2 separate regions of the Homo sapiens genome follow, and region 1 is linked to region 2. Evidence: read pairs that join two places in POLR2A ChIA-PET (ENCODE). Cell type or tissue: GM12878. All regions are shown on one strand. Links, peaks and the distances in the headings refer to the core of each region. The heading gives the core; the rest is flanking DNA. Region 1 holds the start of LOC107986419 (a long non-coding RNA gene). Region 2 overlaps CWC27 (CWC27 spliceosome associated cyclophilin).

The links. Peaks named below come from ENCODE experiments on the same cell type or tissue, not always from the same donor. Only the 100,000 strongest peaks of a DNase experiment are listed, where the experiment ranks them.
Region 1: POLR2A ChIA-PET joins it to region 2 with 10 read pairs; 3 of 35 experiments call an interaction of 5 or more read pairs at or near these places.

The regions. Positions count from the first base shown.
Region 1 is chr5:65,053,648-65,069,154 of GRCh38, reverse strand. LOC107986419 (a long non-coding RNA gene) reads right to left here and starts at 12,955. Exons shown (of 3, transcript XR_001742682.2): 1 at 12,826-12,955; 2 at 3,044-3,100. In GM12878, for the core only: no CTCF peak of the experiment used is centred there; DNase peaks (open chromatin) are centred at 6,884, 7,544 and 9,262; H3K4me3 peaks cover 666 bases; H3K27ac peaks cover 4,000 bases.
Region 2 is chr5:64,997,631-65,013,137 of GRCh38, reverse strand. The region is part of intron 13 of CWC27 (CWC27 spliceosome associated cyclophilin); the gene reads right to left. Among named protein-coding and RNA genes, the nearest start is that of CWC27, 240 kb to the right of the region's middle. In GM12878, for the core only: no CTCF peak of the experiment used is centred there; no DNase peak of the experiment used is centred there.

The DNA of each region.
Region 1 (15,507 bases), core at 5,788-9,787, 56 kb before region 2:
CTCTTGCCTGTAATCATGCCTTGAAAAAGCTCCTATTTTAATAAATCATGGGCCATATCTGTTTGACAGAGAAGCTGATGAAGCAGGTCTATTTTTCTTACGTCGTTTCTTTCTTTCTTTCTTTTTTTCTTTTTTGGCCCTTGGGGTCTCTCATTTCTTGCTTCTGTTTATCCAAGTTTTATTTACAGTATCCTAATAAATCTCTACGTTGCAGGATCATATGGACATGTAGACAGTTTCAGGGGTTACCCAGGAGCACTGTAATGTTAGGAAGCAGATGGCAATGCTTTACTGTTGAGGACACAGGGACCTCACTGCATGATACTGAAGTCAAGTTTCTCTCACTTGACTTAAGGAAAGAGATTCAAATGGAGGACAAGAGGGAGTCTTATATAGATCCTGTCCAAACCACCACTGGGCTAGGAGCAGCAGAAAATGTCCATGCTATCCCTTCCTCAGCTGGGTAATGACACATAGAAAGCTACTTACTTCCACAATAAAAGCGCATGTAAAAATTCTAATATTCAAATGCCCCTAAGTATCACCTGCCTACAGCTGTCAATGAGGTCACATCAGTATCAGTTCCTTAACCCCCTTCTCAAAGCTTAGCTATATTATTTCCAGGTGTCCCCAAGACTGTCCAGCCTGGGTTAACATTTTGATGTCATTCCATATGAACGTACATTTGATGCATATTGCTTTGTCATCTTCTTTTTCACTTGTAGTTTACTATGAACTTTCTCCAATGAGTTAGATATTTTTTCCATAACATGATTGTTTATGTTTATATCACATGGATAATTTGTTTAAACAGTCTTCTATTGTTGTACCTTTATTTCCAATAAAAAATAACTTTGTGGTGAATGTCTTTGCTTATACAGCTTTGCATACATCTCAAATTATTGGCCTGAAATAAATCCTTGGGCATGAAATTGCTTGGCCATAGGTTATGCTAATTATAAGAAGTAAATTCTATTATTGTAAATAAGTAATGATAAGGATATCAAATACTACTAAATATGGGTTAATGGGTGGCAGTTCCTCTGGAGAGAGCTTTTAAAAACAAAAAGATACTTACGGCTTTTTAAAAAAATGCATCTTAAGGAACAAAAACCATACCAAATTTATCAATACAATGGAATAATTTTGAATTTTGAAACTGCTCTATAATCTGACATTTTTGCTTCCTAAAATTTAAATTAGATACAGTATTCATATGTAGGAATTGTAAGCATCTATTTAAAGAACATTAATATATAAATTATTAGTGATATTCATCACCAATAAATCATGCAAGTATGAACAGGCATTCTGCACTTTATTTGAAAGCTCAGTACTTGAAGTTTCTTCATTCTCTACTAGAGAGATTTTTAAGTTTTAGTGGTCTATAAAGGATTAAGTGGAATGTATGACTTGTATCCTTCGCTAGATTTTAAGAGAAAGGAGTTGTCACCAATATATTTTGACCAAATACCTTATTAAAGACACAACGAAGAATGGAGCTTGGAAGCAACGGTAGCCCAGACGCCTCTAACAGCTCCATCATTCTGTACTTTAATAACTCATTGGCAACATTATGAAGTAGTTTATGTTCCAGACTTTGCCTCCTGGTATCTAGATTTTTATAGGTGTTTTGATTGAGGTATAGAGGAGGCATTTTTTGGCTGCTGATTTCTATTCCAGATTGTGGGATGTGAATAATTTGGTAAATTAACATCAATGGGTTAGACTGTTCTTTGTTACCAAAGGCCCCTGGGCTGCCCATTCCACTGGATGGTCACATTAATTTGCAACCACAGGAGGATGGCTGCTGGGCACATACGCCCACATTGAATTTCCTTTTGCAGGTTTTCTCCCTATTTTGAATATTCAGGTAGCCACTAAAGTCTGAGGCAGCTCTCTCTTGTGCATTCATAATTCTGGCTAAACCTAGGGCTTCCAAAACTAATATCAGGGAGGAAAGATCCAAACCTTAGTGCTTTTGTGGCTTTTTTTTTTTCCTGGGGCCAATTTTCGGCTATGTTTCCAATGATCAGTCTGTACTCCTAGTTATATACTAAATACATAAACTGTGTGTGCTACAAATGATGTTTTTCTAGCCTGTCCGTATAGCCTATTAAACCAGAGTTGGCAGTTTTCCATCCCTTAGGAGAAGCATTTGGCATAAATAATATTGTCATTTGGGAAGGCTAGACATGGTTTGAAGAAGTGACCTTGTATAAATATTGTCTGAGGTATGACTGAGGCTAAATTATATGACAGAGAGCTAGTATAGTCTGGGCTCTGGGCCCTCCTGGTAATGAAGTTGCTTCTTGTAGTAATGGAACCATCTGAATTGAAAATGTAATCAAATACATCAGAGGCTGTTAAAAGCACAAGAACCAGCTTATTTATGAGCCCCCAGGGTCCAGAGGATGAGAAAACGGTGCTGGAATTTCTTTGTTGTTCAAATGGCTTTGTCTTTTTAAAAGACAAGATGTCCTAGAAAGTGCCTTTTGTCCTTGCCACAGAACTTCCCTCAGTGTTGAGACTGCTGGTCAGGCCAAGAGTTTGTTGATTTCCCCGCCCACGTGTGGGGTGAGAAGCTGGCACAGAGCAGAGTCTTGGGTATTGCTGGGCTATTTGTGGTTGACCTGGTAATATCAGTAGCACAATACAGTCCCCCCAAAGACAGTTACTTTCCATTCCCTCTCTTAACACCCTAGTTTAGGATTTCATTTCCTCTTTCTTGGACTGTGTTGTTCTACCAGCCTCCTAATTATTCAGAATTCCTTCCCTTCACTTTCTCTTCCTTCTACTGATTTGCTAGATTTGTCTTTCAAAAGCATGATTTTCATCAATCCATCTATGTATCCATTTGTTCCACAATTATTTGTTGAATGCCAACTGTGTGTCAAGCACTTTGCTACCTGCTATAATAAATAAAATTTATAGTCTAGTGAGGAAACAGATGTTTGACAAATAATCACACTACTGGACATACAATTATAAGCAATTATAATCTTGCTTCTTGCCTACAGAAGACTCTTTTTTAATAACTCACCTCCTTCTTCAGCACCTTCTTCAACCCCTTCTTCGGCACCCTCCTTCTCAGCCAACTCTGCTGAGGGGGAAGGGGAAAGTATTAAAGGTTCTAGCACATCAAAGTTCCAGAGGGTGTTGCAGACCAGTTGAAGCTGGTAACTGGGAAGTGCTAATTATAAAATTATATATTAGGTATTAGCATTGGGGAAATTGTACAGGAGTTTATAAAGAAGACAGAGGAGTTGCCTGAAGCTGGGGAGTCTATGCCCTTGCCCAGAGAAGGGGCGAATTATTGAAAAAGAGTGTACTGTAGGAAAGAAGCAAGATTCTTTGGTGGTGTGAAACAAAGGAATCTCATCTAGACTGAGGAGTCAGGAGAGGCTCCACCAAGGCAATGATAATTAAGTTGCAGTGTGAAGCATGCACAGGTCTCAACTTGGCAGAAAAGGGGCTGGGGAGGATAGACAGGGTGGGTGGGTGGAGTGCTTTCCAATCAGAGGAAAGGCTGCAGCTGGGGGAAGTATGACGCCATTCGAGGAATGAAGAGACCATCAGCATGGCTGGAAGTACAGAGAGTGAGGGCCACACCGGGAAGGTTACGTAGCTCATGTTAAGAATTGAGGTCTATATTCTCAATTAACCATTAAAATGAGCCATTAAAGAGTGTTTAAGCAGGGCTGTGATTTGACCAGGTTTGCATTTTGAAAAGACAACTTGGGCTGCAGTGAAGAGGACCAATTAGCAGGGGCCAAAGAGATCAGATAGGAGGATAACGGCGAAGCTGGGTGTCAGCAGTGGAAATGAGAAGTAGACAGGTTTGAGTATTATTTATGTGGAGGAAAAAACCACAAGGTTTGATGATGGATTGAACATGAGGAATAGGGCAGAGGTAATCATCAAGGAGAATTGCAAGACTCCAATTTGTGCAACTGGATTGGTTGCACATTTACTAAGCAGGGGAATACTGAAAAAAGGAACTAAATTTTGGGAGAAAATAATGAGCAAAGCCTTGAAGCAAAAGCATGCTTGGTGTTTTCAAGGAAGAGCTAGGGGAGCATAGTAGCTGTTAAAGTCACAGAGGCATGATTGCAGAAGGAGGCAGAGTCTGTCTTGTAGGAGGACAAGCCCAAAATCAAGAGACCAGTTGGGTGACAATAATCCAGATTACCATTAATTACCATAATCCAGATAGAAGATGGTAGTGGTGGCTTAGATCAAGGTGGTGGCTGAGAAGGTGGTGAGAAGTGGCTAGGTCCTGGATAGATTCTGAATATAGAACCGGCAGCACTTTCTGATGAATTGGTTGTAGTGAGAATGAAAGAGAGGAATAGGATGACACCAAGCCTTTTGGTTTGAGCTACTGGAAAGATGGATTGCCATTTACTAAACTGTAGAAGACTTCTGGAAATTCTGTGGTTTTATTTTTTTATTTTAATTTTATTTATTTTTTTTTTTTGAGACAGAATCTCTCTGTGTTGCCCAGGCTGGAGTGCAGTGGTGTGATCTCAGCTCACAGCAACCTCTGCCTCCCAGGTTCAAGCTATTCTCATGCCTCAGCCTCCCAAGTGGCTGGGATTACAGGCATGTGCCACCACACCCGGCTAATTTTTGTATTTTTAGTAGAGACAGCATTTCTCCATGTTGGTCAGGCTGGTCTTGAACGCCTGACCTCAGGTGATCCACCGCGTTGGCCTCCCAAAGTGCTGGGATTACAGGCGTGAGCCACCTTACCCAGCCAGGGGTTTGATTTTGAATTATGTTTGAGGCCTTTTTTCGATAAGCAAGTGGAAAGATTGAGTAGGCTGTTGGATATATGGACTAAAGCTCAGAGGAGAGATCCAGAAAAAAATGTATAAATTTGGGTATCTTTGGGGATTAGACAGAAGGTACTCCAACCCATGAGAAAGGATGAGTTCACCAAGGGAGTAAGGATAATTAGAGAAGAGGAACAAATGTTTAGGAGCTAAGCATAAAGAATATAATTCTAATCAATAATGTTCAAGGTTATCATCACTAGTAATAAGACCTATCAACAGCATTTACCCCGATATGATGCATTGAGAAGGGCACACCTTCATGTCTGTGGTAATTTTGCTAAAAAATACCATATAATATCCATTTAACCACGATAAAATATCAGACAAGTCCAAATGTAGGCATGTTATACAAAATAACTGAACAGTACTCTTTAAAAGAGTCAAGGTCGGCTGGGCGTGGTGGCTCACGCTTGTAATCCCAGCATTTTGGGAGGCTGAGGCGGGTGGATCACTTGAGGTCAGGAGTTTGAGACCAGCCTGACCAACATAGTGAAACCCCATCTCTACTAAAAACACAAAAATTAGCCAGGCATGGTGGCACGTGCCTGTAATCCCAGCTACTCAGGAGGCTGAGGCAGGAGAATTGCTTGAACCCAGGAGGTGGAGGTTGCAGTGAGCAGAGATCATGCCACTGCTCTCCAGCCTGAGTGACAGAGTGAGACTCTGTCTCAAAAAAAAAAAAAAAAAAAAGAGTTAAGATCATGAAAAATAATTAATGACTGAGAAATGATTACAGATTGAAGGAAATTAAAAAGCTGTGACAATTAAATGCAACATGGGAACCCAGATTGGATACTATTAAAACAGAAAAAAGATATTAGTGGAAAAACTGTTGAAATTTGAATAAAGACTGTAGTGTAGTTAATAGTATTGTACCAGTGTTATTTTCCTGGTTTTGATCATTGTACTATGGTTACATAAGATGTTAACAAGGGAAGATAGTTTAAGGAAATGGAGGAATGTTCTGTTTCATTTTTCCAACTTGTCTGTAAGTCTTAAATTATTCCAACAGAAAAAGTTAAAGAAAATTAAGTTTATGGCTTTTCGGTCCGTACCCTAAGGATGTGGCTGCCCTCATGTCTGGTCTTTCTAGGTAAGCAGAGAGATGCTGGAGAAGGAGATAGGGCCACCCTATAGGGTCTAACTGTGCGAAAGGCTTTGAACTTTCCTTTGAGATCCAGTGAAGGGGTAGGCAGGGTAAGTGGGGGAAGAAGAGAAACCAGACATGTTTGTTTTCGGCAAAAAGAGACAAAAAAACAGAATAAATACTGTGTTAGGCCTGGATTCAGGCAAACACCCAGTTACTTTCAATTATTCATCCTGTTCTCCAAACAGAATTGACCATGAGTGACTTCATGACTCACAAGGGTGTTAGCATATTGTAACGTCTGGCTGGGAAGATTGCTCAAATCCCAAAGGATTTGACTCGAGGAGCCTTGCAGCATTCTGCTTTTTCCTGCCACGCCTACAGCTCAGGCACAGTTGTAGAGTGGATTTGAAGTTTATATGCCTGAAAGGTAGGTTGTATGTGCATTATATCTGACCTTCCCTGTTTGGAATGATTCCAGAACAAAGAATGCAGCTGGATTGAGATACCAACCGGCAGTGAGTGAGGATATGCCTGGAATAGACCTAATAGGAATGAGGAGAGAGACTCCCACAGCCAACTCTGTGGAGGGAGGACAGGGGAGCATTACAGGTTCCATCACACTGAAGTTCCAGAGGGTGTTGCAGACCAGTTGGAGATGGTGACTGGGGCGTGCTAATTATAAAATTATGTATTAAATATTAGCATTGGGGAAATTGCAAAAGAGGTTTCTAAAGAAGACAGAGGAGTCCCTGAAGCTAGGGAATCTATGCCCCTGACCAGAGAAGAGGTGAATTACTGAAAAAGATACACCCTTTAACCTCCCTACTGTCCCATGGGGAACAGGTCAATAATCAGGGAGAGGCTCTTAATCCCTGGAGGCCAGGGTATGATCACCTCCCTACCTCTAACCTACCTCATTGCCTGACCTGGCAGGAAACTGTGCACGTCCACCCTCTGTTCTCAGAAACTCTGAAATCTTGCAGTCCAATACCCTAAGGCTCTAATGCTACAAAATGCTACTATTAATGGTAGCTGTCAGTTTCTAAATGCTTACCTCATACTAGGCTCTTTATATAACTGTTTCTAATTCATTCAACAACTCTTCAAAGTAGTCATTATCATCCTTATGTTTTACAGAAGATTTTATTGGTGAGGAAATAAATGTTTAGCTTTTCTGAGATCACACAACTAGTGAGTGGCTAAGCCAAGATTTGAACCCAGATCTGATTTCCTATTGAGTCACAGAACTTTCCAATGAACATGTTGCCTCTCCTATCTCCAGTGAACCCCAGGGTCCAGGAGGAAGTACACCTTGGGGAAACATTAGCCACTCTGGGAATGCTGTGACTGTGGGCACAGAGCAGCCTTCCAGGAGTAACCCCAGCTACTCAGAAGGCTGCTCTGTGCGCACGGCCATTTCTTGAAACCTGTGTGAAATTTCAAGAAATTTCACTGGGGTTGGAAAATTAGCAGCCTGTGTCTCCTCAGGCCAGATTCGGTGGCCTGGTGCTGCTACAGGCAGTCAACGGTAACTGAGGTCTGTGGAGTGTGAGGGGGAAGGGCATGAAGTCACGAGGGGCACACCTGGGCTCCTGATGGTGGAAAATCACAAGGATGTTTTGTCAGCGTTTGCCTGCAGCTACATTTCTGGCTGAAATTTTGGATGGCTTTACCAAGCCTCAAAGGCAGAAAGAAAAAATCATGTTGAGAGAGACAGGCGCTTTGACGGGAAACAAGGTCTGGGTGCTAGCTGGCTCTTTGCCATGAACTTAACACATGAAGAGGAGCAGAGAAGCTTCCTTGTTACCATCAGACTGTCATCAAATTGCCCTGGGCATCCTACAGAGAGAAAGGTAGCCAGGCCTCCAACCTGAACAAACCCTTTGATGCAGCATTACAGAGGAGTGCAGGACCACAAAAGACTGTGTAACGACCTACCACATTGATAAAATAGATCCACTATGAACTATTTTCCTAATGAGGCAAGAGCATTTCATGTGTTGGAGACATTTTTAAAAGCCAGCATTTCCTAGAAAAAGTGAGTGAGAAAAAAAGAAAAGTCAACTTCACACCGTGTTGTGAAGAGGGAGTAAAGTCTGAACTCCAAAGCACCATTTATAAGATCAGCCCCTGCCTTTTCCTTGTTCTATCTCCCATTGTTCTCCTCTGCAACCTTTGTTCCATCCACACTGTTCTCCTGCTGTTGTGCTGTTGCATATCTGTCCTCTCTCCCAGCATAGCCCCTGCCTCATTCCTCTCCCTGCTCCCATCAGCTGAGTAGCTCCTACTTGTCTTTCACAACCGAGGTCAGTACCTCTCCCCTGGAAGGTCTTCCCTGCCGACCTGAGCTTAGGCAGGAGCCATCCCATGTGCACCCAGTGGATTCTTCTGTCAAACCCTTACCATTCTGCTTATTTAGCTCCTCAAAAGCAGGGACTGAATTTTATTATCATTCTCTAGCTCTTAATGTCCTAGGCTTCAGGGATACTTGGTGAACAAGAAAGTCAGGCCATCTGGCTGTGAACTAGACATCTCTACATGGATGTCTCACTGGCTCCTCATACTAAATTAACCTGTGCCTTTACCTGGCATCTTTATCATTCAACCTTATCAACCATCTTTGACTCTTTTCTCTCTCCCCCACCTCCTTTATTTAATCATCCACTAAATCCTGTGTATTTAAATAACAATCAGACTTAGAGCTTAATATGCTTTAGGCATTATGAAAAGTCCTATATAGGTATATGTTAACTCATTTCAGCCTCACAACAACCCAAAAGGTGGAGTCTCTCATAGTATACAGATGAGGAAATTGAAGCAAAAGAAGGTGAGTAATTTGCCTGAAGTCACACAGCTTAAAAGCGATGGAGCTAGGATTGGAACCCAGGCAGTCTGGATTCAAAGCCCTACCTCCTAAATATTTCTCAGTCCCACAGGCCGCCGTTACCTCATTCCTCCTGCAATCCATTCCCCATAATGTAACCAGAGCAATTTTTCCAAATAAACTCTCCTTAAAAACTTCCACTGCTCCCTAACATACTCTAAACAGAATTCCAATAACTTTAGACACTGATAAGCCCTTTTCCTGTCTGCTCTTGCCCACCTTCCAGCCTTGACTCTTGCGACCCTTCCTCTCAAAGCCTGAGCTGTTCTGCAGTTGGTTTCTGTGTGTGAAACATTGTAGACTCATTCTCCCTGCTAGCCTTCAGCCTCATCTTAGATGTGACTTACATCAGGAAGCCCTCTGTATGAGTCTGTTCTCACACTGCTATAAATAACTACCTGAGACTGGGTATTTATGAAGAAAGAGGTTTAATTGACTCACAATTCCACAGACTGTACAGGAAGCATGGCTGAAAGGCCTCAGGAAACACAAAATCATGGCAGAGCTCAAGTGCCTAGAGTGCAGCAAGGCTGTGCAGGGCAGCATGGCCACAGGCCTGGCCCATGAAACCTTTCAGTCCTCCTAGGCCTCCGGGCCGGTGATGGGAGGGGCTGCCACACAAAGATCTCTGAAATGCCTTGGAGGCCTCTTCTCCATTGTCTTGGCTATCAGCACTTGGCTCCTTTTCACTTATGCAAATTTCTGCAGCCTGCTTGAATTTCTCTCCTGAAAATGGGCTTTTCTTTTCTACCACATGGCCAGGCTGCAAATTTCCCAAAGTTTTATGCTCTGTTTTCCCTTTGAATATAAGTTCTAGGCTGACTGTGATGGTTCATGCCTGTTATCCCAGCACTTTGGGAGGCCGAGGCGAGTGTATCACTTGAGGTCAGGAGTTTGAGTTAGTCAGCCTGACCAACATGGTGAAACCCCATCTCTACTAAAAATACAAAAATTAGCCAGGTGTGATGGCAGGCACCTGTAATCCCAGCTACTCAGGAGGCTGAGACAGGAGAACCACTTGAACCTGGGAGGTGGAGGTTGCAATGAGCAGAGATTGTTCCACTGCACTGCAGTCTGGGCAAGAGTGAGACTCTTTCTCAAAAAAAAATATATATAAATATAAATATAAGCTCCAAATTTAGGTCATTTTTTTTGCTCACGTAATATGTTGTTAGTAGCAGCCAGGCTACATCTTGAATGCTTTACTGCTTAGAAATTTCTTCTACCAGATATCCTAAATCATCATGTTCAAGTTCAAAGTTCCACAGATCCCTAAGGCAGGAGCACAATGCAGCCAAGTTCTTTGCTAGGATATGATAGAAGTGACTTTTGCTCCAGTTCCCAATACATTTTTCATTTCCACCTGAGACCTTCTCAGCCTGGACTTCACTGTCTACATTTCTATCAGCATTTTGGTCACAAACATTTAGCAAGTTTCTAGGATGTTCCAAACTTTTTCATCTTCCTGTCTTCTTCTAAGTTTTTACAGTCTTCCAAACTCTGCCTGTTACCTAATCTCAAAGCTGCTTCCCTTCCACATTTTCAGGTATCTTTATAGCTCTACCCCACTTCTGAGACAAAATCTCTGTTTTAGTCAGTTCTTGCTGTGCTATAAAAAAATACCTGAGACTGGATAATTTATAAAGAGAAGAAATTTAATTGACTCACAGTTCCACAGGCTATAGAGGAAGCATGATTCTGACATTTGCTTGGCTTCTGAGGAGGCCTCAGGAAACTTACAGTCATGGTGGAAGGCAAAGGGAATTGAGGCATCTCACATGGTGGGAGCGGGAGCAAGAAAGAAGGGGGCAGTGCTACACACTTTCAAAAAATCAGATCTCATGAGAATTCACTCACTATCATGAGAACGGCATCAAGGAAATGGTGCTAAACCATTCATGTGAAACCACCCCATGATCCAATCATTCCCCAACTAGGTCCCACCTCCAACATTGGGGATTACAATTGAAAATGAGATTTAGGAGGGGACACAGATACAAAGTATATTAGCCATTCTTCAGACCCCATTGGTGGCAGCAGTGGACTGAGTAAGCTTATCTTTGTGTTCTAGGGTGGTATATGCTGGTGTATGTTGGTAGTTATCAGTAGGCCAATTTTTGGGCCTCCAGATAGCTTTCATGGATGCTGGTAGTGACCACAGTGGGCTGGGAAGGTGAACAGTTTCTTGGGACCCTCTACCATCATGAAAACACATGAAAATATAAAATTTACTGGTAAAGCAATCACACAAAACAGGAAGGGAAAGGACTCAAATTGTATCACTACCGAAATTCACCTAACCACAAAAACAATCAATAAAACAAATGGAGAAGAACAAAGAATATATAAAACAACCAGAAAACAATGAATAATATTACAGAAACATGAATTAAAATTTCCACTGAAAACATGTTGAATGAATGAGATCATGTCCTTTACAGGAACATGGATGGAGCTAGAGGCCATTATCCTTAGCAAACTAGCACAGGAGCAGAAAACAAAATACTGCATGTTTTCACTTATAAGTGGGAGCTAAATGATGAGAACACATGGACACATAGAGGGGAACAACAAACACTGCAGCCTACTGGAGGAGGTAGGGTGGAAGGAGGGAGGGATCAGGAAAAATAACTAATGGGAACTAGACTTAATACCTGGGTGATGAAATAATCTGTACAACAAACACCTGTGACATGAGTTTACCTATATAACAAATATGCACACATAGCCCTTAAATTAAAAGTTATAGAACACAAACAAAAACATGTAGAATGGCTAAATGAAAAATTTTTTTAAAACCCACATGATCTAATTATATGCTGCTTACAAGTAACTCACCTTACTAGTAAAGACACAATTAGAGTGAAAGTAAAGAAATGAAAAAAAAAATTCCGTGTAAACAGAAACCAAAAAGGACCAGGAATAGCTACACTTATATCAGATAAACAGACTTTATATCAATAACAGTAAAAAAAAAAAAAAAAAAAAGAAAGACAAAGAAGGTCATTATATCATGATAAATTAAAGGGATCAATCCAGCAAGAGGATACAATTCTAAACATATATGCACCCAACACCAGAGCACCCAGATTCATAAAGCAAATATTGCTAGATCTAAATAGGGAGATTGACTGCGATGCAATAATAGTGGGGAACTTCTACAGTATATCGCACTCTCAGCATTAGATTGATCATAAACAGAAAATCAACAAAGAAACATTGGATTTAAACTGCATTTTAGACCAAAATGAACCTAACAGACATTTACAGAAATTTCTATCCAACAACTGCAGAATATACATTCTTTTCATCAGCACATAGAACATTCTCCAAGATACACCATATGTTAGGCCACAAAGCAAGTCTCAACAATTTTTAAATATCAAAATCATATCAAATATCTCCTCAGATCATAATGGAGTAGAACTAGAAATCAATACCAAGAGGAGCTTTGGAAACTATACAAATACATGGAAATTAAACAACATACTACTGAATGACCACTGATTCAACAAAGAAATTAAGATGAAAATCAAAAAAGGTCTTAAAATGACTGAAAATGGAAACAACACACAAAAACCTGTGGGTTACAAAAACAGTGCTAAGAGGGAAGTTTATAGCAATAAATGCCTACATCAGAAAAGGAGAAAGATTACAAATTAACAGTCTAACAATGCACCTCAAGCAGCCAGAAAAGCAAGAACAAACCCAACCCCAAATTAGCAGAAGAAAAGAAATAATAAAGATCAGAGCAGAGCTAAATGAAATAGGGACTAATAAAACAATACATAAGATCAATGAAACAAAAATTGGTTCTTTGAAAATATAAACAAAATTGATACACCATAGCTAGATAACCAAGAAAGCAAAAGACATAAGCAAAACCACAAATGAAAAAGGAAACATTACAACTGATATCACAGAAACACAAAAGATCATCAGAAACTGTTAGGCACAACTACAAGCTGACAAAGTAGAAAACCTAGCAGAAATGCATAAATATAACCTACCAAGATTGAGTCAGGAAGGAATAGAAAACTGGAACAAAACAATAACTAGTAGCAAGTTTGAAGTGATAATAAAAAGTCTCCCAGAAAGAAAAGTCCAGGACTGGATGGATTCACAGCTGAATTCTACCAAATGTACAAAGAAGTACTAATACTTATCCTCCTGGAACCATTCCAGAGGAGGGAATGTTCCCTAACTCATTCTATGTGGCCAACAGCAGCCTAATACCAAAACCACACAAGGACAAAACAGAAAAGAAAACCACAGGCCAATATCCACAATGAACACAAAAACAAAAATCCTCACCAAAACACTAACAAACCAAATGTAGCAGCACATCGAAAAGATAATAGAGTACAATCAAGTGAGATTTATAATAGGGATGCAAGGGATGGTTCAACATATGCAAATCAACAAACATGATACATCACATCAACAGAATCAAGAAAAAACACTGTGTGATCATAGAAGCAGAAAAATCATTTGATAAAATTCAATAGAAGCAGAAAAGTTATTTGATAGAATTCAACATTTCTTCATAATGAAAACTCTGAACAAACTAGGAATAGAAGAAACATACCTCAAAATAATAAAGGACATATATGACAAACTCACAGCTAATGTCTTTATGAATGGAGAAGAGGTGAAAACCTTTCCTTTAGGAACTGAGGCTGGGCACGGTGGCTCATGCCTGTAATCCCAGCACTTTGGGAGGCTGAGGAGGGTGGATCACAACGTCAGGAGTTTGAGACCAGCCTGACCAACATGGTAAATCCCATCTCTACTAAAAATACAAAATTATCTGTGTGTGGTGGTACATGCCTGTAATCCCAGCTACTCGGGAGGCTGAAGTGGGAGAATTGCTTGAACCCAGGAGGCAGGGGTTGCAGTGAGCCAAGATTGCACCATTGCACTCCCGCCTGGGCAACAGGAGCAAAAACTCTGTCTCAAAAAAAAAAAAGAACTGAAACAAGACAAAGATGCCCACTTTCACCATTCCTATTCAACATTGCACTGGAAGTTCTGCCAGAGTAATAAGGCAAGAGAAAGAAATAACAGGCGTCCAAATTGGAAAAGAGGAAGTCAAATTGTTCCTCTTTGTGATATGATCTTCTACCTAAAAAAAAAAAACTAAAGACTCCATCAAAAAACTATTAGCTTTCATAAGTGAATTCAGTAAAGTTACAGGGTACAAAATCAATGTACAAAACCCAGTAGTGTTTCTATACACCAGTAATTATCTAGCTGAGAAAAAAATCAAGAAGGCAATACAATTTACAATAGGCACAAAAGGTAAAATACTTAGTGATGAATTTAACCAAGGAGGTGAAAGATCTCTATAAGGAAAACTGTAAGACACTGATGAAAGAAATGAAAGAGGACACCAACAAATGGAATACATCCCATGCTCATGGATTGGAAGAATAAATAGCATTAAAATGATCATATCACCCAAAGCAATCTACAGAGTCAGTGCGATCCCTATCAAAATATCAATGTCATTCTTCACAAAATCAGAAAAAAAAAATCCTAAAATTCATATGAAACCCAAAAAGGACCCAAATAGCCAAAGCAATCCTAAGCAAAAAGAACAAAGCTGGATACATTACATCACTTGACTTCAAAATATATTACAAGGCACCAGGTGTGATGGCTCACACCTACAATCTCAGCACTTTGTGAGGCCAAGGCAGGAGGATTGCTTGAGCTCAGGAGTTTCAGACCTGCCTGGGCAACATAGTGATACTTCATCTCTACTTAAAAAAAAAAAAAAAAAAAAAGCAGCTGGGTGTGGTGTGGTGGCACATGCCTGTAGTCCCAGCTACTTGGGAGGCTGAGGTGGGAGGATCACTTGAGCCCAAAAGATTGAGACTACACTCCAGCCTGGATGACAGAGTGAGACCTTGTCTCCAAAAAAAAAAAAAAAAAAAAAAAAAATTACAAGGCTATAGTATTGTAGTATTGGTATAAAAATATATAGACCAATGGAACAGAATTGAGAATCCAGAAATAAAGCCACATACTTATAGCCAACTGATCTTCAAAAAAGCTGCCAAAAACATACATTGGGTAAAGGGCACCCTCCTGAAAAAACTGTGCTGGGAAAATTGGATATTCATATGCAGAAGAATGAAACTGGACCCCTATCTCAGCATTTACAAAAATCAACTCAAAATGAATTAAAGACTTAAACATAAGACCCAAAACTATTAAAATACTAGAAGAAAACCTAGGGAAAACTCTCCTAGTCATTGGTCTAGGCAAACAATTTATGACTAAGTCCTCAAAAGCACAGGCAACAAAACAAAAATAGACAAATGGAACTTAATTAAACAAAAAACCTTCTGCACAATAAAGAAATAATCAACAGAGAAAAGATAACCTGTTGAATGGGAGAAAATATTTGCAAATTATTCATTTATTAGGGGACTAATATCCAGAATTTACAAGAACTCTAGCAATTCAACAGGAAAAACAACAACCAACAACAAATAATCCCCTTAAAAATAGGCAAAGGATATAAGTAGACATTTCTCCAAAGAAAACATACAGACGGCCAACAGGTATGTGAAAAAAATGCTCAACATCACTAATAATCAGAGAAATGAAAATTAATACCACAATGAGATATTACTTTACCCTAATGGCTATTATGAAATAAAAAATAACAGATGTTTGGTGAG
Region 2 (15,507 bases), core at 5,740-9,739:
CATGCCTTATGTTCTTATCCATCTCATATAGCACCTGATGTAGAACTAGAGAGAAGGGCCCCTTTTTTTATTTTTTATTTGTTTAAAGCAATGTTTCTCAAAGCATATTTCTAGAGCCCCTGCATCCGATGCAGGTTGCATGTTAAAATCACCAAGTAGCTTTAAAAACTATCAGTGCCAGGCTTCCAACTCCAAAGGTATTGATTTAATTGTTCTGGGATGGGGTCCCAGCATCAGTAACTTAAAAAAAATGTTCCTAGTTATTTTTAAATGCAGTCAAAGTAAAGGGCACAGAAATAAAGCTTAAGAGCTTTTATGCTTTCAGATTGATTGATTTCATTAGCCCTTTGTCCTTGCCCCTTCAGAGATGGAGAACAGCTGGTTCCTAATGACAAACTACTCAAAGAAACTCAAGTAGCCTCTGAGTCTATTATTTGAACTGAATAATCTCAAGTGCATTATTTATTTCTGATATATGTGATTTGAGGAAAAGGCAATGAGCTAGACTCAATTATTCATTCAAAAAACATCTGGGGGCTTTTAATGCATGCTGCCAACGCTGGACACTGGTAAAACAAAGCCAAATATGACCCAGGCCCTACTTCCATGAAGTAAACAATCTGTAAGAACATACAGACAGACACCACGATGTGGTAAACGCAGAGTTTGGAATTGCCTGCAAACTGTGAGACAACAAAAATAGCACTCGCTGATGCAGCACTCTACAAAAAGCTTTCCCATGTTGTCTGGTAGCATCTTTACAATAACTGAATGTGGTGGGGGGCAGGAAAAATATTATTATCACCCCTGTTTCATAGGCAGTCTCTGAGACTGAGGGTCGAGAAACTTGTAGCTGATAACTTCTTGACCAGATACTTTCTTCTATGTCTTCAGAGGTAACAAAACTTTCATCCTGTAAAGATGGATTTAACTTTGGGAATACATCAAAAGTCAATTCAGTGCTAGGTCTAGTAAGGAAGATAAGAAATCAGATAGAGTAGTGCTTATTTTGGAGTACAAAATTTAAAAAATGCAACCATAAAAAGACATGAATCCAGGTTGGACATTAAAGAAATTTCAAAAGAGAAATTCCAGAAATGTCTTGAGCAATGTGGGAGCATCTTTGGGAAAAGGCACAACTCTTTTAGGTGAATGCTTACTTACAAAAAAGAAAAAGCATTAATTCCCCCTATAAATTTTTATCTCCTTATTGCCTTTAATCAGTGCTATCTGAAATCTCAGTTCCAGTTTCTTCTAGTTCTTCCTAAAATAGGGATGCTAAGCAGGGACACCTCATTCAGCTGGAAGTCCAAAAGGAGCAGAACCAAGGGCCCACAGCCTGCCTCTGCAAGGGTGGATATCTGGCAATCTCCTCTCAGCCATCGAATTACTAAGGACTACCTTGTGGTCCATAATACTCAGGTCTTTTATATTTTTCAAAAATGCAAATGTAGCCATGAAAACTCTTCTGTTTTAAATGCTTTGGTGGCTCTCCATTGTCTACACAAGGAAACCCAAAATTCCCAATGTGGCTTCTATAATCTGGCTTTTGCTTCCCTCTCCAGCCTGTTACATCTCCTTCTCCCATCACATCTATGCTCCAGACATCCCAGTTCTTTGAAGTTTCCTGAACAAACGCCTGCACTCTCCTTCTTCCTCGCTGCCTCTATATACACTATACACTTCTGTCTCTCAGTTAGCTGAGTGTTATCTCCATCTTAGAAATGGTTCCTGATTCCTTTCCTGATCTGACCTGCTGTTTCTCCCCCAGGGTTAAGACCCTCTTCTGGTCTTGCAGAGAATCTTGAATATCTCTCTGGTTTAGTCTTCCTCATACTACAGTGTAACTGCTGTCTCCCTTACTAGGCTGCAGGTGCTCTTGAAGGTGGCGGCTCTGCTTTTTTGTTGAGATGGGGTTTTGCTATGTTGCCCAGGCTGGAATGCAGTGGCTATTCAAGTAATCATAGCACACTATAGCCCTGAACTGCTGGGCTCAAGTGATCCTCCTGCCTCTGCCTCCCAAGCAGCTGGGACTATAGACATGTGCCACCACACCTGGCTCTATGGTGGCTCTGTTATTCGCCTTTGTACCAATTGGCCTTTGTACTAGCCAGCAATGCTTGCCAAGAAGAATGCCCTCAATAAATGTGTGCTGAATAAATAAATGTTTCTGAGTAGCCAGCCACCTCCAAAACCTTTGACTAGAGTTCTGGTTTTGTTCACCTTGCTCCTTGATAGTATTAATACATAATTCCAAATCATTGAGCAATTATGTTTATAAACTCTTACATGATAATGCCAGAGAAAAGGGTAATAAGTTACTCGAACAGCTGAAACAAGGTATTTCTACTACTACTAACTTTATGATATGAAAATCCAACACTTATCTTTCTCAAATGGACCAGTTAAACTGCTTGAAGATTGACATCTGTCTAGTGTATGATTAGCCTTTGAGGTGGGAGAAAGTACATATATTGTCCTCGGACAGCCTTCCCCATGTGGGTTAAAAGACCTTGCCATTCTTTATGAAATTTTGCCATACACAAAATTTGTCTCTGTACTGTGTTAGTGTACTGTGTTGACAGCTTCTAATTTCTCTGTTAAGTTAGAATTCTAAGAAACCTAACAAAATAGCTCCTAGTTATTACTAAGATTGTCATTCTATGGGACTGTGGATTACAAACTTTAATGAATCTGATTTAAGTTTTTTAGGGGTAGGGTTGAAAGGAGACTTGTATTTAAAAAGCAAAACCAGCCTTTTTATTTTTAAAGAAAAATCTCAGCAAGACCAAACAATTTTCAAGTTTTGCCCACATCTGATCCTTTGAAAGGACCTGCTCTGTATCATAGGTGGGCTGCAGCATACTTTTGTCCACATCACTTCTCTGGGACGCCCTTCCGCCTCCTTCCCACTGGTGTATGTCCCTGTTTTTTTCAAAGCCCAGTTTAATTCCCATTTCCTCCTAAAATTCTTTTCTGACTGCCCTGGGCCTCAGGATTTGTTCCTGCCTTTGAATTTCTTTAACACCTTCTATGAAACCTCTGTGGTATGCACTCAGAAGCCCTGAGTTTGATTTGAGTTACATTCAGTCACTATTACTGGAGAAAGTCACATTGCTTCTCAGGCCTCTGTTTCCTCACCTGTGGAGAGGGGTGGTAATGTGCAACCTATTTACCTCACGTGGCCTGAGGATCAAACATCATGGATTTGAAAGGGCTCTGCAAATGGCAAAGTGCAATCCAAACATTTATTATCATTTTAACTTATTTTGTACTTTGTGTCTTAGTTAGCTTGGGCTGCCATAACAAAATACCATGGCCTGAGTGGCTTAAACAATAGCAATTTATTTTCTCACAGACAGAAGTCCCAGATCAAGGTGCCATCAGTCAGTGTCTGGTGAGGGCTCTCTCCTTGGATTGCAAATGCCTGCCTTCTCACTGTGTCCTTACATGAGCTTTCCTCAGTATGTGCCAGAGAGAGAGAGTTTTAGTTTCTTCCTTCCTTATGAGGACACTAATCACAACACAGGGATGCAGGGAGAGCGGGGGCACCCTCATGACCTCATTTAAACCTAAGCATTTCCTTCCAAAGGCCCCACCTCCAAATACCATCATATTGGCAGTTAGAGCTTCAACATATGAGTTTTAGGGAGATACAATTCAGTCCATAATAGTGTGTCTATGTGTTGCATATAAACTGTGCTTATTTGAATATTTACATTTTTATAATACTCTATTATACTGCTACTGTGGTTTGAATATGGTTTCTTTGGCTCTGCCAAGTCTCATGTTGAAGTTTGATACCCAGTGTTGGAAGTGGGGCCTGGTGAGAAGTGTTTGGGTCATGGGGGTGGATCCCTCATGAATGATTTGGTGCTGATCTTGTGGTAATGAATGAGCTCTCACTCTATTAGTTGCTATGACAGTTTCCTTGAGTACTGGTTGTTAAAAAGAACCTGGCACCTTCCCTTTCACTCTCACTCCCCTGTCATGATGTGATCTGCCCATGCCACCTCCCCTTTGCCTTCTACCATGAGTGGAAGCAGCCTGAGGCCCTCACCAGAAGCAGATCCTGGTGCCATCCTTCTTGTATAGCCTGCAGAGCTGTGAGCCAAATAAGCCTCATTTTTTTTTTAAATAAATTACCCAGCATCAGGCATTCCTTTATGGAAATATAAATGGGCATAGACAACTACATACCCCTTTCAAAGTGTTTTGTGTACATCATCATACACATATAACTTATTTGATCCCAACTCACTTTGGAGGTTTATACGTATATTTCTAAATATGTCCTATCTACACTAGACTTAAGCCATTTGGAGGGCAGACACTATTTATAGAATCAAAGAATTATAGAAATGTTATTTTATTTTTATAACTTTCATAGCTTCAGCAATATACATTCACTGTTTTTGTTTTTCTTTTTGCAAAGTAGGACAATCCTAAGAGGCAAGAAGAAAAAGTAAACAAAAATTACCATAACTCATCAAGAACTACTGTAATACATAGGCACATCACTTCCTACATTGAGACCATGTAAATATCCACCTATATTTTCTTCTAGCACTTTCTTCTTTTTTCATTTGTTAATCTTTAATCAGTTCAGAAGTTTGTTTTAGTATAGTGGGTCGGATAAAGTTCTAATTTAATTATTTTCCCCAAATGGCTACCTCACTGTCCCAACTTCATTTCTTAAATAATCCACCCTGTACGGTACACTGCTGCTTTAATTATTGTAACTCTGTTGTATACTTAGGCATCTATCTGACTGGGAAAGATCATGATCCTGTTACTCATTTTTAAACATATGTCTCAAAATTTGTGTATTTTTTAATAGACTATTTTTAGAACAGTTCAGATTTACACAAAATTGAGCAAATAGTACAGAGAGTTCTTGTACCCTCAAACTACTCTGGTGTATTACTAACATCTTACATTAGTATGGTACACTTGTTATATTCAATGAAGCAATACTGATAGGTTGTTATTAAGTAAAGTCCAAAATTTATTTAGATTTCTTTAGTGTTATGGACCAAATTGTGTTCCTGCAAAATTCATACATTGAATACATTCATACATATACATACAAATATACTATGTGACCATATTTGAAGATAGGGCCTTTAAGCAGGCAATTAAGATTAAATAAGGTCATAAGGGTGGGACAGCAATCCAATAGGACTTGTATCTTTATAAGAAAATGATGAGGCTGGGCACGGTGGCTCACGCCTGTAATCCCAGCACTTTGGGAGGCCGAGGCGGGCGGATCACGAGGTCAGGAGATTGAGACCATCCTGGCTAACACGGTGAAACCCCGTCCCTACTAAAAATACAAAAAAATTATCCGGGCATGGTGGCTGGCGCCTGTAGTCCCAGCTACATGGGAGGCTGAGGCAGGAGAATGGCGTGAATCCGGGAGGCGAAGCTTGCAGTGAGGGGAGATTGTGCCACTGCACTCCAGCCTGGGGGACAGAGCGAGACTCCATCTCAAAAAAAAAAAAAAAAAAAGAAAATGATGAGACATGAGGAGCACATGAGCACAGAAGAAAGACCATGTGAGGATACAGCAAGAAGATGGCTGTCTGCAAGCCTGGAAAAGAGACCTCACCAGAAACCAATCCTGCTAGCATCTTGATCTTGGACTTCCAACCAACAGAACTGTGAGAAAATAAATGTTGTTTAAGCTACCCAGTCTGTGAGATCTTGTTTATAGCAACCCAAGTAGAGCAATATCCTTAGCTTTTACTTGATATCCTTTTTCTGTTCCTGAATCCCATTCAGGATACCATATTACATTTAGTTGTCATGCCTCCTTAGCCTACTCTTGGCTGTGGCAAGTTTTCAGAATTTCTCTGTTTTTGATCACCTTGACAGTTTTGAGGAATACTGGTCAGATGTCACAGGGCTGCAATTCAACATTTTTCTCATGATAAGACTGGGCTTATGGGTTATTGGGAGAAAGGCCTTAGATGTAAAATGCCATTAGCATCACATCGTTTCAAGGGTACATACTAGCAACATGATTTATGACTGTTAATGTTGACCTTGATCACTTCACTGAGGTAGTGCTTGTCAGGTTTCTACACTGCAAAATTACTCCTTTCTTTCTTTTCTTTCTTTCTTTCTTTCTTTCTTTCTTTCTTTCTTTCTTTCTTTCTTTCTTTCTTTCTTTCTGTCTTTTTAAATAAACGTGTATTTTAGGTTTGGGGGTATATGTGAAGGTTTGTAACATAGGTAACGTGTCATGGGGGTTTATTGTACATGTTATTTCATCATCCATGTATTAAGCCCAATACCTAACAGTTATCTTTTCTGCTTGAAGTTACTCTTTTATTTCTTGCTTTCCATGATGTACACTTTGAAAGGAAGTCACCATGCGTAATCCATACCTAAGGAGTGAGAAATTATGTTTCCCTACTCTTTTTATTAGAACATTTTGTGGCTATATTTGTTTGCATGTTTCTCTCCCTCCTTCTACTGGTATTTTTATTTGAATTATATTAGGTTTATAAAATAATTTTTAGGTAATTTGGTTTTTGTCAAAAATTAAGTATTCTAGAAACATAGTATATCAATGTACTCCTTTAATAGGTTGCAGTTTTCTTAATTTTACATAAAGATTTTAATAAATCTTTATAAAGGCTATTGCCAGGTAATTTATATTTGGTGAGTTAGAATCTTAAAAATTATGTTTTCATAATTTCAAAAATTATGTGGTTGTTTCAGAGCAACTATGACTTTTTGTGTACTTATTTTGTATCTGGTCACAATACTGACCTCTCAGAACTTTTGGTAGATAGCCTTGGATTCTTTAAATATGCAAGTAACTTAGCTTCCTGTATTCCATTTTACAAATGTGCAACTAAAGGTCTCAGAATTAGTTGCCAAGCTGAAGCCAGATTCCTAGTTCACTGGAAAACTTGGAAGCCTAAATATGACTAATACTTTTACAGGTACTTTTGCAGCTATTGAAAAACAAAGAACAAAATAGTGTCTGGATAATTGTTGACTATGCTAACAAACATTTGGCACTTATTATAATGTTAAGAAATCACAAGCAACACAAAAATCACAAAGCTTTAGATTCATTTCAAATGAGTTAATTAAAACAAGCTATATAAAGAATGATGACATTACTAACACTAAATATCAAAACCAGTTTTTCTCCTATGACTCTCGGTTTGCTTTGGCTACTGTTTAAAATATAAATGGCTGTTTTGTTTTAAATTTTTGATATTTTCCTAGGATTTCTAGAGTATGTTTTAAAATATTACTTGGATGCTTTTATTTCTATATTTTATAACTATCAAATGTAATTTTTAGGAAAAGCCTTATGAATATTTAATTTTAGGGCTTTTCTCTATTACTGATTACAAGTAACTTAGGGTTCTCTTTTCATAATTGTTCACAGATTCTTTAGGAATTAAGAAACTACAGGGTTTAGAGAGGTTTACTTCACCCACTACCAGTGCTAGTGTGTGTTGTCCAGGGAAGAGGGGATCAGACTGCCTCATCTACTGCTGTTAGTGCCTATACTTGTTGTCTGGGGGCCTGAGGACAGGCCTGCCCCATCTGTCACCACCAGTGGTATCTGCACACATTATCTGGGGTCTGGGGACTGACCTGCCCTGCCCATTGCTATGGGCACTCATATGTACCATCCAGGGGCCTGAGGTTAAGCATGCTGTGTCTGCCATTGCCAATGCCCACAGGTGTCATGTGGGACCTGAGGACAAGTCTGCCCTGCTACTGCCACAGGTGTATGTGCATGAGCATGCCATCCTGGGGCCCAGGGATCAACCTTCCTCACTGCCACCGTCAGTGCCTGCAAGTACCATCTGGAGGTGTGGGGATTAATCTGCCCCACCCATAGCCACTGCCATGGGTGCCTAAATGTGCCATCTGGGAGCCTGGGTACCATTTTGCCACTCCTGCTGCTTCTGGTGCTGGTGCATGCCAGCTAGGAACTTGAGGACAGGCCTGCCCTGCCTGCTACTGCCAGTACTGGTACCCATGGATCAACCCACCTGGTGTGCCTATACCCAAAGAAGCCTCACCACAGCCTACACTAACAAGTGCGGCCTAATCACTGAGGAACTCAACAGACAACACTGAAGCTGACTAGCTGATTACAGGCTAAGAAGTCTATACTACTGCACCCACCCAGAAGCAAAGCTGAAGCACCCTACCCAACCAACAGTGTGTGTGTGTGTGTGTGTGTGTGTATGTATATATATATATATATATATATATATATATATATATATATATATGAAAAAGTCTTTCCCTCTGAAGGCCAATCCATAAAAATGAAAGAAGCAATTGGTAGACCAGCTGTGCACATATAAAAGTAAGGACACAAGAAACATGAAAAAGCAAGAAACACAACATCCTCAAAGGAACACAATAATTCTCCAGTAACAGATAACAAATAAAGGAAAAATTGTGACATGACTAAAAGAATTTAAAATAAAGATATTTAACAAACTAAGTGAGATACAAGAGAACAGAGATAAACAATACAAAGAAATCAGAAAACAAATTCATGATCTGAATGAAAAATTCAACGAGATAGATATCATATAAAAGTATCAAACAGAAAGTCTAAAACTGAAGAATTCAATCAATGAAACAAAAAAACTGAGAGCTTCAACAATAGACTAGATTTAGCAGAAGAAAGAATTTCTGAATTTGAAAACATGGCTTTTGAATACCAAATCAGACCACCCCCCCACCAAAAAAAAAAAAAAAAAAAAGCCTATACAACATATGGGACACCATGAGGTGCCCAAATACTAGAATTCTGGGAATTTCAGAAGAAGAAGAGATGGGCAAAAGCATAGAAAACATATTTAACAAGTAATAGCTGAGCAGAAAAACTCATAAGTCTTACAAGAGGCATAGGAAGGAAGGAAGGAAGCTCAAGGAGTGCGACATACATTCAACCCTAAAAGCCACATTATAATCAAACTGTCAAAAGTGAAAGACAAGGCCAGGCATGTTGGCTCATGCCTGAAATCCCGGCACTTTGGGAGGCCGAGGCAGGCAGATCACTTGAGACCAGGAATTCAAGACCAGCCTGGCCAACATGGTAAAACCTTGTCACTACTAAAAATACAAAAATTAGCTGAGTGTGGTGGTGGGTGCCTGTAACCCCAGCTACTTGGGAGGCTGAAGTACGAGAATCGCTTGAGCTGGGGAGGCAGTGGTTGCAGTGAGCCAAGATCATGCCACTGCATTCCAGCCTGGGCAACAGAGTGAGATTCTGTCTCCAAAAAAAAAAAAAAAGTCAAATAAAAATAGAGAACTTTATAAACACCAAGAGCAAAGCATCAAGTCACATATAAGAAAATACATATCAGACTATCAGCAGATTTCTCAGCAGCAACGTTACAGGCAGGGAAAGACTGGGATGATACAGTCAAAATGCTAAAAGAAAACAGATACTGCTAGTCAAGAATAGTGTACCCAGCAAGGCTATATTTCAAAAATGAAGAAGAAATAAAGTCTTTTCCAGACAAACAAAAATTGAGGGATTTCCCCACTAGACCACAACTGCAAGAAATGCTTAAGGGACTCGTATACCTGAAAACAAAAGGACAATATCTACCATCATGAAAACATATGAAAGTATAAAACTCATTGTAGAGAAGATGCACAAATGAGAAAGAGAAAGGAGTCTAACATTACCACTACAGAAGATCATAAAACTGCAACAAAAAATAGGAGAAGAAGAAAGGGAAGGGAAATGGCAATAATAAAAAACGAAGAGAGGAGGAAAGGATATACAAAACAACTATAAAACAATGAACAAATGACAGGAATAAATCCTAACCTATCAATAATAATCTCAAATGTAAACACATTAAATTCGCTGCTTAAAAGGCAAAGCCAGACTGAATAGATTTAAAAATGACCCAGCAATATGCTGCCTATAACGAACTCACTTCACCTGTAAAGACACGTATAGACTGAAAATGAAGGGATGGAAAAAGATTTTTCACACAAACAGAAACCAAACAGTGAGCAGAAATAGCTATACTTATCTCAGATAAAACAGATTCCAAGTCAAAAATTGTAAGAGACAACAAAGGTCATTATAGAAAGATAATGGGATCAAATCAGCAAGAGGATATAACGTTCTAAACATATTTGTACCCAACATTCGAGCACCCAGACATATAAAGCAAGTATTATTAGATCTAAAGGGAAAGATAGACTCCAGTAAAATAATAGTTGGAGACTTCAACAACCCACTGTTAGCATTGGAGAGATCATCTAGACAGAAAATGAATACGGAATCATTGCATTTAAACTGCACCTTAGGCCAAATGAACCCAGCAGACATTTACAGCACATTTCATCCAACAGCTGAAGATACACATTCTCCTCATCAGCACATGGAATCTTCTCCAGAATAGACCATAGTTGAAGCCACAAAACAAGCCTCAATAAATTAAAAAAAAATCAAAATCATATCACCTATCTTCTTAGACCATAATGGAATAAAACTAGAAATCAATAACAAAAGAAACATTGGAAACTGTACAAATGCATGGAAATTAAACAACATGCTCCCAAATGACCACTGAATCAATGAAGAAATTAAGGAGAAAATAAACTTGTTTAAACAAATGAAAATGGAAATACAACAAACCCAAACTTATGGAATACAGGAAAAGCAGTGCTAGGAAGGAAGCTTATAGCAATAATCACCAACATCAAAAAAGTAGAACGATTTATGCACCTCAAGGAATTAAAAAGCAAAAACAAACCAAACCCTAAATTAGTAGAAAAAAGGAATTAATAAAGATTAGACAGAATTAAACACAACAGAGACTACAAACAATACAAGTAATCTTCAAAATGAAAAGTTGGTTTTTTTGAAAAGATAAACAAAATAGATAAATTGTTAGCAAGACTAACAAAGAAAAACAGAAAAATGCCCAAAATAAATAAAATGAGAAAGAAGGAGACATTATAATTAATACAGCAGAAATAGAAAGGATCTTTAGAGGCTACTGTGAACTATATGCTAGCAAATTGGAAACCTACAGAAAATATGAATAAATTCTTAGACACATACAACCTCTGGAGATTGAACTAGGAATAAACAGAAAACCTGAGCAGACCAGTAAAAAGCAATGGAATTGAATCAGTAATAAGAAATTTCCCAACAAAGAAAAGCTCAAGCTTTACTGCTGAATTCTACCAAAATTATAAAGAACACACACTATTTTTTTTTTTGTCAAGCTATTCCAAAAAATTGAAGATAAAAGAATTCTTCCTAATTCATTCTATGAGACCATCACTACCCGGTAACCAAAACCAGACAAGGACATAACAAGAAAAAGAAAACTACAGGCCACTATCAGTGATGAACATAGATACAAAAATTCATAACAAAATACTAGCAAAGCATATCCAACAACGCATCAAAAAGATAATACACACCATGATCAAGTGGGATTCATCCCAGGGATGCAGTTATGGTTCAACATACACAAATCAATAAATGTAATACATCACATTAACAGAATGAAGAACCAAAATTGTATGATTGTCTTGATCGATGCAAGAAAAGCACTGCTAAAATTAAACACATTTTTATGATTAAAAACTCTCAAAAAATTAGGCACGGAAGGAGCATACCTCAATATAATAAAGGCCATTTGTGACAAGCTCACAGCTGACATCATACTGAATGGGGAAAAGGTGAAAGCCTTTCCTCTAAGAACTGGAACAAGACAAGGATGCCCACTTTTACCACTCTTATTCAACATGGTACTGGAAGTCCTAGTCAGAGCAATCAGGCAAGATAAAGAAATACAATGCATCCAAATCAGAAAAGAAGTCAAATTGTCTCTCTTTGCAGATGACATCAACTTATATGTAGAAAAACCTGAAGACTCCACAAAACACTTTTAGAGCTGGAAAGCGAATTGAGTAAAATTGCAGGACAAAAGCCCAACATACAAAAATCAGTAGTGTTTCTGTAGAGCAATGACAAACTATCTGAAAAAGAAATCAAGAAAGTAATCTCATTCACAGTAGCGACACACACACACACACCAAACTAGGAATAAATTTAACCAAGGTGGACCTCTACAAAGAAAACTACAAAACACTGATGAAAGAAACTGAAGAGAATACAAACAAATGAAAAGACATCCTCTGCTTATGGATCAAAAGAATTAATGTTGTTAATATGACCATACTATTCAAAACAATCTACAGAGTCAATGCAATCCCTATTAAAATACCAATGACATTCTTCATACAAATAGAAAAAAAATCCTACAATTTGTATGGAATTACAAAAGACACCAAATAGCCATAGCAATACCGAGCACAAAGAACAAAGCTGGAGGTATCACACTCTCCGACTTCCAAATATACTACAAAGTTATAGTGACCAAAAGAGCATGGTGTTGTTATAAAAATAGACACACAGACCAATGGAACAGAATAGAGAACCCAGAAATAAATGCACATATGTACAGCCAACTGACTTTCAACAAAGGTGCCAAGAACATACTTTGGGAAAAAGACACCCTCTTCAATAAATGATGCTGAGAAAACTGGATATCCATATACAGAAGAATAAAACTAGACCTCCATCTCTCATCATATACAAAAATCAACTCAAAATGAATTAAAGACTTAAATATAAGACCTGAAACTATAAAACTATAAAAAGAGAACACATGGGAAACATTTCAGGGCATTGGTCCAGGCAAAAATTTTATGGTTAACACCTCAGGCAATGAAACAAAAACAGACAAATGAGACTTAATTAAATTAAAAAGCTTCTGCCTAGCAAATGAAATGACCAACAGAGTAAAGAGACAACCTGTTGAATGTAGAAAATATTTATGAACTATTCACCCAGCAAGGTACTGATATCCAGAATATAAAAGGAGCTTACACAGCTTAAAAGCAAAAAACCAAAATCCTGTTAAAAAGTAGGCAAAGGATCTGAATAGACATCTCTGAAAGGAAGATATACAAATGGCCAACAGGTATGTAGAAAAATGTTCACTATCCCTAATCATTAGGGACCTGCGAATCAAAGCCACAGTGAGATCTCATCTCACCCCAATTAGAATGGTCATTATGAAAGAGACAGCAAATAACGAATGCTGGTGAGGATGCAGAGAAAGGTAACTCTTATACACTGTTGGTGTGAACGTAAATTAGTATAGCCACCATGGAAAACAGTATGGAGGTTTCTCAGAAAGGTAAAAATAGAGCTACCATATGACCCAGCATTTCCACTACTGAGTATCTATCCAAAGGAAAGAAATCATTATATCGAAAGGACTTCTGCACCCACATGTTCATTGCAGCACTATTTACAATAGCTAAGAAACAAAATCAACTTAAGTGTCCATCAGTGGATGAATGGATAAAGAAAACGTGGTACATATACACAATGGAATACCATTTGGCCATAAAAAAAGAATGAAATCCTGTCATTTTTAGCAACACAGATAGAACTAAGGCCATGATGTTAAGTGAAATAAGCCAGGCAGAGAAGGATGAAATACTGCATATTCTCACTCACATGTGGGAGCTAGAAATGTTGATCTCATGGAAGTATACAGTAGAATGATGGTTACCAGGGGCTGGGAAGGGTGGTGTGGAGAGGATAAAGAGAGGTTGGTTAATGGATACAAACATACCGTTAGAAGAGTAAGTTCTAGTGTTTGATAGCACAGTAGGGTGACTATGGTTAAAAATTTATTGTATATTTTAAAATAGCTAGAAGAGTTCAAAAGTTCCCAACATAAAGGAATGATAAATGTTTGAGGTGATCATTACACATTGTATCCACCTATCAAAATATCACATGTACACCACAAATATGTGCAATTATTATTTATCAACAAAAAAGGGAGGGGGAGAAATAAATTAAAAAGTGTTTATGTACAAGCATATCTGAAAAAATAAGTCTGAATCTTTTTTCAACATGAAGTAGATAGTAGAGATCACAGTAACTCATATGAAGAGACACAGACAGACAAAATGTGAATGAGCTCAGAGATCAAACTATGTAAAAAAAAAAAGTTCTGGAAAATAAGGCCACTGGAACTCTTCATGTTTAGCAGAGCAGGGATGACTTTGAGTAATAGAAAAGGCCAAAGGAGAGAAAGAGATCAATGGAGAAAAGCAAAAGATGAAAGAAGATTCAGAATAGGAAACAGAAATAGTTAAAGGAAGCAGAGAAAAATGCAGATACAAATGGTAAAAAAACAAAAAACTCAAAAGAGAAATTAAAAATCAACAGTAAGAGAAAAATAAGAACAAAAAATTTTAAAATACTTGAACAAAAAAATAAGAATAGAAAAATAGAGCATTAGGAAAATCAAGCAAAAAGGAAAATGGAAACTGACTTTTGAAAAAAGAAAACGAAGATGAAAACCAGTGGCTTTTCTTTCACTGTTCACCACTATCATGGAAAAATCTCCTGTTTCTGAACTTTAAAGGAATGTTATATTGCCCCCTCAGTTTGGAGTTTTGAAAGGCTAACTCTAAAACACGTCTTTTGTATCCCTTAGTTAAAAAAGAAATCCTCATAGTGTCTTCTGTAAATATTTAGTATTGTTGGAGTAAATATGAAAGACGTAGGTTTCAAAATATCTTTAGCAACAGGGGAATGCACAGTTTCTCAGCTTTCTTGCCTATCTAACATTGTGCTTAACACTCAGCAGGACACAGGTGGAAAGATTTAAGAGCCTTTCCAGAACAAATCTGTAATATGCATTCTTACACCTGCCCTGGGGTTTCAGCAACTGCTCAGCCAATAACATTTAACCTACAGCCAGTAGACTAACAGAACAACTGTCTTCCATAGGGAAGATGAGATTCCCTATCAAAAAGGCCTGGTAAGCAGCTGGGGTACATGGCTGTCTCCCTATCTCTCTCAAAACAGATCCACAAACAAAGCAAACTTCCCCAACATGACAGAAACTTATTTCAGGGCAAACCATATGAAAGCGCAGGGTTAAGACAGAAGAGCTGTCTTCATCCTGAAGAAAAAGGAAGAAAAAGAGGTGACTTCAGGAACTGGACAGGGAGTTTAGAATTCAAATAATCATAATTCCAGGGTCAGCAACTCTGACAACGACCTATTTATAAAGGACCACGTTGGTCTTTTGCAGCATTATTTATAGTTCTGTATAAAATGAACACTAACCAGAGAACCTGGTCTATAATCATATTCCTTCTTGCTTCATTTTATCACAACCTTAGAACTTGGCTAAGAGAGAGGAATGGAATAAAAATATTTACATTACACTGAGCTTATAATTCTATGTTCTCCAAAGTGATGATATCCTTTTGCTTTATATTTAAATTCTATTTACAATGAATGTTCCTTTATCTGTGTCCCCTCCCCTACTTTTTCTTAGTACTAGCCTCAAGGAAAAAGCCTACAGTTCATTAATGAGGCATTATTGTCCACTGAAAAAATATCAAAACTCAAAAATTTTTTTATCTCAG